Regions from separate parts of the Homo sapiens genome. Here region 2 is linked to region 1. A link is a loop called in an ENCODE intact Hi-C map of the cell type or tissue named here. Cell type or tissue: endothelial cell of umbilical vein. All regions are shown on one strand. Each heading gives the region's core, and the rest is flanking DNA. Links, peaks and the distances in the headings are about the cores only.

The links. Peaks named below come from ENCODE experiments on the same cell type or tissue, not always from the same donor. Only the 100,000 strongest peaks of a DNase experiment are listed, where the experiment ranks them.
Region 2: a loop joins it to region 1, with 9 times the contacts of the local background. A loop is called at or near these places in 5 of 110 quality-filtered maps.

The regions. Positions count from the first base shown.
Region 1 is chr2:45,641,254-45,646,636 of GRCh38, reverse strand. No RefSeq gene overlaps it. Among named protein-coding and RNA genes, the nearest start is that of PRKCE, 7.7 kb to the left of the region's middle. RefSeq lists a silencer at 2,691-2,900. In endothelial cell of umbilical vein, for the core only: a CTCF peak has its summit at 2,819 (motif pointing left); a DNase peak (open chromatin) is centred at 2,796; H3K4me3 peaks cover 579 bases; H3K27ac peaks cover 203 bases.
Region 2 is chr2:45,582,677-45,588,059 of GRCh38, reverse strand. It overlaps SRBD1 (S1 RNA binding domain 1), which reads left to right. Exons shown (of 21, transcript NM_018079.5): 5 at 2,286-2,452. Among named protein-coding and RNA genes, the nearest start is that of SRBD1, 26 kb to the left of the region's middle. In endothelial cell of umbilical vein, for the core only: a CTCF peak has its summit at 2,622; a DNase peak (open chromatin) is centred at 2,619.

The sequences.
Region 1 (5,383 bases), core at 305-5,304:
CTACCTGGGGAGATGAGTAGATCAATTCAGTCGGTCCTTTATTTAACAGTCAGTAGTGTCATGTCATGTCATTTGGAGCACTAGGGAAACAAAAAATGACAACACAAAATGGCCCTTTATTAGTCAGGATTGGCTAGGTCATGCTGCTGTAATAAGCTCTCCCCAGATCCCAACACCTTAAAAGAACAAAGCTTTCTTCTCATGCATGCTGTAAGTCTATGGCAGGTTGGTTGGGAGCTCTGCTTCCCATTAGCGTCATTCTCACTTCTGGATCCAGGCTGGCTAAAAAGTTACCATCTGGAACATGGCTGGTCATGGGCAGAGAGAAAAAGGATGTCTGGAGGGTCTTACACAGGCAATTAAATAGTCCACCTGGTGGCTCATGCCTGTAATCCCAGCATTTTGGGAGGCCCTGGGTAGCAAAACCTCATCTCTACAAAATAAAATAAAATTAAATTAAATTAAAAAAACATAGCTGAGCATGGTGACGGGTGCCTGTAATCCCTGCTACCTGGGAGGCTGAGGTGGGAGAATTGCTTGAGGAGGCTGCAGTGAGCCAAGATTGTGACACTGCACTTCAGCCTAGGCAACAGAGCCAGACCCTGTCCCCCACCTGCCCCCCACCCAAAAAAATCCATCTGGAAGTGCTAAATATCATTTGTGCCCACTAATTGTTAGCTAGAACCAGTCTCAGATCCCGCCTTCCCCAACCACAGGGTCTGGGAAGTTCTACCATCTGTACTGTCAAGGAGCATGGAATGTTTGGTGAATAGCACTGAAGACTGCCATAGACACTATTCTCAAATGACAGGTGCAGAAAGGTAATTCAAGGTGGCACACAATAAATAACAAATAATCAGCCCACTCAGAAAGCACTATAGGAACTTAGGGTAGCAATAATCACAGTAAGAGTCAGACTGTTTGACCGTCCTCCCTCCCTTTTGCTCTGGGCCACTGCATACAGAAGACTCCAGATGACATGGAGAATCCTGCCTAATATCAGAACCAGCAGCCATCCAAGCTCCTTTCCCCTCCCCGTTATATGCTTAACACCTCATGGGACGTGCAGTTCCTTAAAGCCACTTTAGAACCACGGCAGCACAAAGGAGGCATTTGGGCCCAACAGAACTGAGAAGACTTACTTGTTAAACTCTGTGGGATTTGAGGGATCACTTGGTTTGTTTAATTAATTAATTAAGTTTTTGAAATGGAGTCTTGCTTTGTCACCCAGGCTGCAGTGCGGTGGCACACAATCTCGTCTCACTGCTGCAACCTCAACCTCCCAGATTCAAGCAATTCTCCTGCCTCAGCCTCCTAAGTAACTGAGATTATAGGCACACACCACCATGCCCAGCTAATTTTTGTATTTTTTTTTAGTACAGACAGGGTTTCACCATATTGGCCAGGCTGGTCTCAAACTCCTGACCTCAAGTGATCCACCTGTCTCAGCCTCCCAAAGTGCTGGGATTACAGGCATGAGACACTGCGCCCAGACTATATTCTTTATTGTTATTAAATTCCTCTATTAAATGAGGAAACTGATACCTAGAGAAGTTAACTGACTTGCCAAAAAAAAAAAAAAAAAAAAAAACAGAAAAAAAAACCCCAAAACACTACCTAGAGGTCTAGACCCAAATCTTATACCTTATACATTGACTGTTCTTTCTACATTGCCATGCCGGAACCAAGGCAGCACTATTTAATGATAATCATGTCAATTACATTTTAATTCCTTGGAAACATTTTTATAAACCTAAGGTCTAGATTTGTTTTAATTTATTGGCTCCAAATTAAACTAGCCTTAGCACAGTGCAATATAATAATTCTTTCAATAATAATCTATACTATAATAACATAATTCTCAAGGGAACTATGATGTTGATAGAGTTCTTCCTTAAGTTGTTTGGTAATAAGAGTCTTTAAAACAAAAAGACTGAAAGACTTTGTTGTTCTTCAACTTCTATATTTTTGTGTCTCCTCTCCCAATACCAATAGAATTATTGAGGTATTTTTGGCGGATGGTTTGATGCTACCTGTAACCAAGTTTAACAGCTGTCTCCCAGGCTCCCCTGTGGATATTTTACCAATTAGCAGAATGACTGATCTGATTGTTCAGACTAGGTTATATATCTCTAGCACATTCTGGATATTTGGTGAATCCATTTTTATTTCTAATTTACCTTTCAGGATCAACAAGCTGGGGCTAAAGGGCAAGGAATATTGCCTTTTGTCACTGATAAGCATTTGCGTGTAACAGAATGTGTAACCAGAACTGCTTAAATCCACGGGTTCTGTTGCAACACATGTGTTGGAAAGCTGCGAATCTGTCCCACTTTAAGGCCCAAGTCCTCCATGCACCGGGCCTCATCCCCTAGCTGAAGCTGTAACTCCTCCCTCAACTCTCCTACCGCTTCTTCCTCACGTCTCGTTGGAGTTCCTGCCTCTCCCTAATATACTGTAGTATAGTTCTTTGGTACCTGTCTTTGATCCTGCCACTTCCCTAGAGGTCTTTAAATTTGGAGACCCAGGATGACTCATGTTGGTGCTGCTCGGTATCTTGGACATGGTAAATGCAACTTTGTGCTCTATACACATTTGAAATGAGAAGAGTGTGAAATAGTCTTCTTGTGGGTCTCTTCCCTTCTTGCCCAAATGAGTGCCTTGAGGATGGGTGGGTCTCTTCTCTCTTCTGCAACCCACCCGGCAAGCCTGCAGTGACAAAGTCGCTGCGCGCTCTGATGCCGGGCCGCACCGGGGGGCTCCAGGCCGCCCGCGCCCCACTCCGCGAGCCGACAGCGCCCTCTGGTGGACGCTGGCGCGCTCGCCCCAGTGGCTCCCGAGGCTCTCACCGCCTCCGCTGTCTCCGCTCCCTGTGGTGCCCCGCTCAGCCCCGGACCAGCCTGGGGGAAGCGACCCTTCTACGTCCTGGCCGGTCTAGTTTCTCTGTCGTCGGCTACCGGGTCCCTCAGGTCACCCCACCCCGGCCGGAGCCGGATGGAGAGGCGAAGAGAGCCTTGGGTCTAAAAAGGGGTCCGGCGAGTCCGCCTGCCATCCCGGCTTAGCGGGGGACGAAGGGTCGCAGGGTGGGGGCCAGGAGGCAGCCCCTCTCTTCTCCGCCCCAAGAGACTTCCCAAGGCCAAGGTTGGAGGGGGCGGCCGTTAGGCCTGGAGCCAGGAGAACAGAGACCCACAAGAACAGCAGAACAGAAAGCAACTGGGAGGGAGGGGAGTTAGAGGGGAGCCACAGTCCCAGGAGAATTCCTAAGGCCCCGGAGCAGAAAAGGCGGCAGACCCGGGCAAGAAGGGGACAGGCGTGGAGGGGGCTGGTCATGAGGCCGTTTGACCCAGGGTCACAGTGCAGCCACGGTGGAAAGGTGGCTCATTGTCCAGTCTAATTCAAGCTGTGTGACTTAAGTTACCTGCGCTCTGGAAGCTTCATTGGCTCTTAAGTGGAGATTAGAAGAGGCTAGGACTGCTCTGTGGATGAACGGACTATGAAAGTGTCCTGCACATAGTACATGGCCACTAGGACAACAGCGAGCTAGGGGGATAAGCCAAGAGGAAGACCACACGGCATGGGACCACTGCCGTTATCCACATGCCCCAGGCAGGCGGAGGTCAAATGCAGTCACTCGGTGTATGCCAAAACTGTGCCCCCCAACTTTTTTTTAAAGCAACTTGGCTTTTCAAAGTGAAGAATTCTGTTCTTATCGCTGCATTAGAGCCACAGGCCATCTATTTGACAGTTAAATCCAAGTTGGGTTCAGGAAAAATACAGATAAAGGATTTGTGGTCTAGGTTTGTAAGAAGCTAGAATTTGAAGGTAAAGGTATTCGAAGGGCCTTCAGACAGACCACAGAGACCACCCCTGCATTTTCCCAAACCCGAGGCTGCAGGTCAGCTCCTGAAGCTGAGGTGAGGGTTGTGGGAAGTGGCCGTACAATCCCACTGCAGGCATCGCCTCCAGGATGGGAGGTGCTGGGCATGGGAGCAGGTCAGGACCTGCTTGGAGGCTGCTTCTCGTCATCCCAGCACATAGCTGGGCTTACTTTTCTGAAAAACACAGAAGCCATCAGCTGGGTTTGCCCCCAAACCTGGCAACAGCTTAGGAAGGAAGAAAGAATGTCATTCCTCCATCCCACCAGGTATCATGGAAGCAGGTGGCTGGGCTCAGGCCTCCACCTGTCTCCTGGCCGCACCACCCAGCCCTGCTTCCCAGGGACTCTGCTCTGTGGATCACCCCTCACTTCTCTTCTCCACCCTCGTTCCCTCTACCGGTTGTTTTCCTTCAGTAAGTCTCAGCCCTTTTAAAAAAAATTGTAACCCTTCCTCACCTCACATTTCTGCCCAGCTACCACCTAACCCTCTCCTCTCTGTCCCTTGTTGTTATTTTTCAGTCTCCATTTTCTTTTCTTACTACCCACTCCCTCCTCAGCCCATATCATTGGGCTCACTGAAACATCTCTCACTTCCATGCTGCTAAAACTCATTTTTGTGGTCTGTACCTTATTTGACCACTTTCTTTGCCGCAAATGATGCTGTCTCCCCTCTCGCCTTGAAATGCTCCCTTCTTCTAGTTTCTTTTTTTGTTTGTTTGTTTTGAGACAGAGTCTTGCTCTGTTGCCCAGGCTGGAGTGCAGTGGCACCATCTCAGCTCACTGCAACCTCCACCTCCTGGGTTCAAGCAATTCTCCCGCCTCAGCCTCCAGAGTAGCTGGGACTACAGGCAAGCACCACCATGCCCGGCTAATTTTTGTATTTTTGGTAGAGACGGGGTTTCACCATGTTGGCCAGGATGGTCTCGATCTCCTGACCTCATGATCCGCCCACCTCGGCCTCCCAAAGTTCTGGGATTACAAGCGTGAGTCACCTGCCCAGCCCTTCTCCTAGTTTCAAGGACATCTGAACTCTCCAAGTTTTCTTCCTACTTGCTTGACGTCTCCTTGTCAGTTTCTTTTCTCCTCTTCCTCTGCCCATCTTTTAAATGCATCATTATGTTATAGTTACACTGCAGAATTAGTTATGTTATATTTACATATAACACAGCTAGTGTTATGTAATATGTAAATTATATGTAAGTTATGTTATATTTACATATATGTTATATATGTTATGTTATAGTTACACTGTTAAGACAATAATGTAAAAGTTATCTTGATGAATCATCAGGTGAGTGACCACAAGGTGCTGTGACTTTGAGGGAAGGAAAGATAGATCACTGAGGCCTAAAGTGGTAAGGAAAGTCCCTGTGGAAGAAGAGAGGTGGACAATGGGCATAGACAAGATGCTAGAAGTTCAGAGGTAGAGAAAAAGAATGGACATTCCTGCTGGAGTAACTTCCTACTAAATACACAGAGGGGTGAACCTAAAGATTTAATCCAATG
Region 2 (5,383 bases), core at 284-5,283, 59 kb after region 1:
AGAAATGAAGAACAGTGACAGAGTAAGGAAATATTTTGCAGTTCAAGTTGACTGGTTCTTAAGATGGATTGGATTTAAGAGTTGAAGGAGTTGGAAGAGTTAGACTCAGTTTTCTGGGTTGAATTGCCATTTGAATAGCATAATATGGGTAAAAGTAGAGGAGAAATAAGTTTGAGAAGAAGATAACTTTGGAAATGCAAGGTTTGAGATGCCCATTAGATTTCCAAGAGAATGTGTCAAAATAGTTAGCTAAATGAGTCTAGAGCTCATGTGAAAGAGAGTCAGGGATAGAAATGTGAAATTGGCTTTCTTGTCAGAATTGGCATTAATCCATCAGAATGGGTGATAAGATGTAGACCTCAGGATTTAATGTGCCCCGAGAATGAGATATCCTCTATAGTCTCTGGAGTTTAGCCATTTATTTCATATGTAGTCTTGAAATTCAGTCTGTTATGTATCTGGACTTGATTTTGATAATCAGTTGATTACGATAATTCTTTAATAAATTTTCCCTGTTTTTTACCCCAGTTTCTGTCAGATCTTGGGCATTCAGGGTTGAAATAATAATAAAACGTACTCCTTTTGTTCTTTACTTTGAAAGAGCTGCTTAGGGTTTGGGAAGCTACTAAAATTGGATTTTATTCTTTCTCTTTTCCGGGCTGACTTTTGTAAACTTTTCTGTTTAACTGTACATTTTGCTAAAACCTGTAGACTTAAAAATAATTAAATATTTAAATAATTAATCATCTTTTAATATTATTGTAAATATTAGTATTTTAATATTATAATTAACATCAATTTTAATATGTATTTAAAATAATTTCAAATATCTTAATATTTATAATATTTTAAAATAATTAAATATTTAAAAATTTTTAAATATTTTAATATTTATAATTTAAAATAATTAAATATTTAAAAAATTTTAAATATTTTAATAATTATATTTTAAAATAATTAAATATTTAAAAAATTTTAAATATTTTAATATTTATAATTTAAAATAATTAAATATTTAAAAATTTTTAAATATTTTAATATTTATAATTTAAAATAATTAAATATTTAAAATAATTTTAAATATTTTAATATTTATAATTTAAAATAATTTTAAATATTTTAATATTTATAATTTAAAATAATTAAATATTTAAAATACCAATGATTTTAAATAAATAATATTTTAAAACAAATATTTTAAAAAATAATTAATTGCCTGTTTCGGTGGTTCATGCCAGTAATCCCAGCACTTTCGGAGGCTGAGACGGGAGGATTGCTTGGGCCCAGGTATTTGAGACCAGCTTGGGCAATGTAGTAAGACCTCATTTCCACTAATAAAAAAAAAAAAATTAGCCAGGTGTGATGGCGTGGCTTGTAGTCCCAGCTATTTGGAGGCTGAGGCTGGAGGATCAGTTGAGCCTGCGAGTTCAAGGTTGCATTGAATCACAGTTGTGCCACTGCACTCCAGCCTGGGTGAAAGAGCGAGACACTGTCTCAAAAAAATAAAAAAATTAAAAAGTAATTAATTAGCTTGAAGATGTTGTATTTGTGCATGATACAAAATTCAAAAGATATAGAAGGGTCTTCCAACTCTAACCCTCACCCAACCAATTACCTTTTTATTTCCAGATCTTGTGAATCATTTCATATTAGTTCATATAGAGCTGCCTCAGATTCTTAAATGCTTGCATGGTATTTAGTATGGGCATAACATATTTTCCAGTTCCTCCATTGTAAACTTAGGTTTTTGCTCACCTTTACTCTGCTAGGGACAGTTCTTCAAAAAAAAATTATTATAAATAATATTTTCTAGAGGCATGTATATGTTATGATAAATTTCCAGTAGTAGAATTGCTGCTGGGCCAAAGTTTGTTTATGCATTGTAAATTTTCATAGATATTGCCAAATTGCTCACTAGCAATGACTAAAAATGGCTTTCCTTTGCTCTCATGCTGACAAAGTGAGTTACCAACTCCTTGCTTTGCTACCAATATGAGAGATGAAAAGTATATCATTGCATCATTAAAAAGTGCCCTCATTGAACACTGGAATTTGAATGATACAGTGGTTTGGATTAGATTTTATTGAATTTGTGAAATGGCTATTTTACCATTATGATTGTCAATGGATACATGTATTTTATATGGCTTTCTTTTTTTTAAAAAACTATAGCAAGTAGTTTCTAAGTCACTGGAGAACATTATTTGATACTATGTTTTAAATTATACATGATATAGATGTTTAATTTTCAGCATTTTAAATCACTAAGTATCTTTAATTTGCAGGTTTTATCTGAGAGAACTAATATTGAACCTTGGGTTTGTGCCAACATCATTCGTCTCTTTAATGATGATAACACAATTCCCTTCATTATACGTTATAGAAAAGAGCTCATTAATAACCTTGATGCTGATTCCTTGAGAGAAGTTCAGCAAACCCTAGAAGAGCTACGGTAAGAAACCTAAAAAAGAATAAGCCTAGTGTAAGGGGAAAAGGCCAATGAGGAACAGTGAGAAAGTGAATGACGGTATATTTGACAATTTCAACATTTTGTTTCCTTGAATTATTGTAATCTGGATATAGTCCTCTTTATTTAGCGAGTGTATGGAGTCCCTCTGCTGGTGTGTTTATGCATAGCTTGAGCATGTATTAGCAAAAAGGTCATTTGCAGTAAAAGTGTGTGCCTCAGAGTTTGACTGTCATCTTCTTTCATAGAAAAGGTTGGGCATAATGGCAAAATTAGGACTGCCAGCAGGAAACTCAGAAAGTACATTTTATTCTAACTCTTTTAACCACTCACATAAATCTGTCCTTTTAATTTCATAAAGTTCCTAAGTGGAGAGTTCTTTGGCAGTATAGAGTTTGGTAGGAAATATGTATATTTCCTTTTCCCATCTTTTTTTTTTTTCGGAGACAGAGTCTTGCTCTGTCGCCTGGGCTGAAGTGCAGTGGTGCAATCTCAGCTCACTACAATCTCTGTATCCCAGGCTCAGGCGACTCTCCTGCCTCAGCCTCCCGAGTAGCTGAGATTACAGGAATGCGCCACCACGCCCCACTAATTTTGTATTTTTAGTAGAGACAGGGTTTTGCCATGTTGGCCAGGCTGATTTTGAACTCTTGGCCTTAAGTGATCCACCCGCCTTGGCCTCCCAAAGTGCTGAGATGATAGGCTTGAGCCACCATGCCCAGCCTTTTTCCCATACTTTTAATGGTTATGGTAATTTAACAATAGTGGATTGTAAGTTTTGTATGGTTACAGAATGGAAAGTACCTTTTTAAAAAAATTATGCCTCTGGACTCACTGCTAATAACTGAGAAATATGTGTACAAAGACTACAAGACTGACCATATTATTCGATAGGGTTTATTAAAACACTTCACTGCTTATGCATTTATTGCATGTCTCCCATGGGCACTGTGTTAATGTGTACATTCTTCAAGTGTACAAAAAAGATCTGATTAAAATTGGATTATCATTCTACTATGAAGCCATTTTAAAAGTATTAAGGGTAATTTTTATAACAAGCTTGACAAGCTTTCTGTTATTTTGGGGGAACTTGCATCTCACTTTTCTACCTCTTGACGTTCTTTTAGTGTCAGGAGAATTAAAGTGCTAATATGTGGAAAGTTATACTTCATTGAGAGGCAGAATCAATTTGCCAATGTAAAAATATAAATGACTAAATCAAATAGTCTCAGATGCAAATGTTCCAGAGCCAGGCTAGGATAATCAAGCATGGGGAATAAGAATTGGAGATTACAAACCCTGTCTAAGAGGGGCAACCCTTGCTCGTCTCCAGTAGATTACTGTCATGCAGGGTTGTCTGCCCAGTTTGCTGGTTCTTCCTGTTTCTGAAAAGAAGCTGGTAATTTGAGTTTTTACGTAACAAATTTCTAGGCCAAACAAAACCACTCTTGACCACACCTAGAAGGCCAGCAGTTTGCAAATTCTGAAGTAAGCTTTCTGTTTGGTTGAAGGCAAGGTAATTAAGAAAGTCTGAGGGTTTTGGATCTGAAATTGGAGAAAGCCTCACAAGCAAGAAAAGCTTGCTTAAAAAATTAAAGGGTAGTCTAACAATATTTGGTTGTATGGGAGACAAATAGGAGCTGTATATCAAGAATATTATTATTTTCTTTTTCTTTAAAAAACCCTTCTATTGCAAAAGAATTCCATTCTCTGGGTTTCTATGAATAGGGGAATACATTGAATATTAGTAGAGGAGTGAATATTCCTTGAAGTAAGTGGGGGCATTGACTGGAACTTAAGAGATCTTTTTCTATAATACAGAAATTTCTTTCTGGTAATGAGATATGATCTTTATTTTTTCTTGAGCTCAGCATTTTCTATAACTAGAGCATTGATTTTCAATTTGTTAATTGCTACCCCTACATGAGAAGTAAAACCAATTTAATAAGTCATACCACTTAAAAAATGAAATAGTGAATAGAAAATACAAGAGTACATTTATGTGGTAAAGGCAAATATTGTTTCATGAAATGTTTCAATTATGTAGCATCTATATGTATGTATACTGGGTTGCAACGTAAAACATTTTTAAATTCACTGTTGAAAAGTGAATTAAAGAGTATGATTCTGGATAGTAAGAAAAGTTTTCTGTATTTTTCTCTAAAGATAATTCTCTTCTTCCTTATATGCAGGCTAATAGGACAAAAGGAATTGGCTTTTTGTTAAAATGACCTGGTAGGCTTTAGCCCTTGAAAACAGTCTTGGGCTACCATGACTATAGAAGACATACAGGTTGTAATCTAAGTACTGCATATTCTTCTTTTTAATTTATATTCTTCTCTTTAATTTATAGTCTTCTGCCTTTAGTTTTTTTTTTTTAATTTACAAGTAGATTTAATTTTCTTTTCCATCGATCATTTTGAATAAATCATATTATCATCTCTAACTTTTGCCCATCATTTTAGCAATACCATTATTAGGCAGATTCTATAAATAGGAGGTAATACAATAGGATGAGAAGCATTAACTGTAACAACAGGATTGTATATTCACAGTGAAAACCTGTTGTAAAGTGGGGGAACTACTGTGCCCACCCTTCCTTTTGTCGTTAGTTGTTTAGTGATCCCTGTAAATTGATTCCTGGAATCAACTTTTCTACATGGAATCCTGGTTCTTTTTAGTGGGGAATGGTATTTGGAAACCAATTATGGGTGCTAGGTGTGCCCATCCTGAGCAGTGATACTCCAGTAGCAATGAGCATATCTAGTACCTATACCTTGGTTTTTAAGTATCATTCTTCTGATTCCAGGGCTGGGGCAGGGAAACTAGAAGATAAGCCTGAAATATCATATGCCAGAGAATAAGGAAGTGCTCGCAGAATGACAGATACATGTCAAAAGGACACAGAAGCTAGCT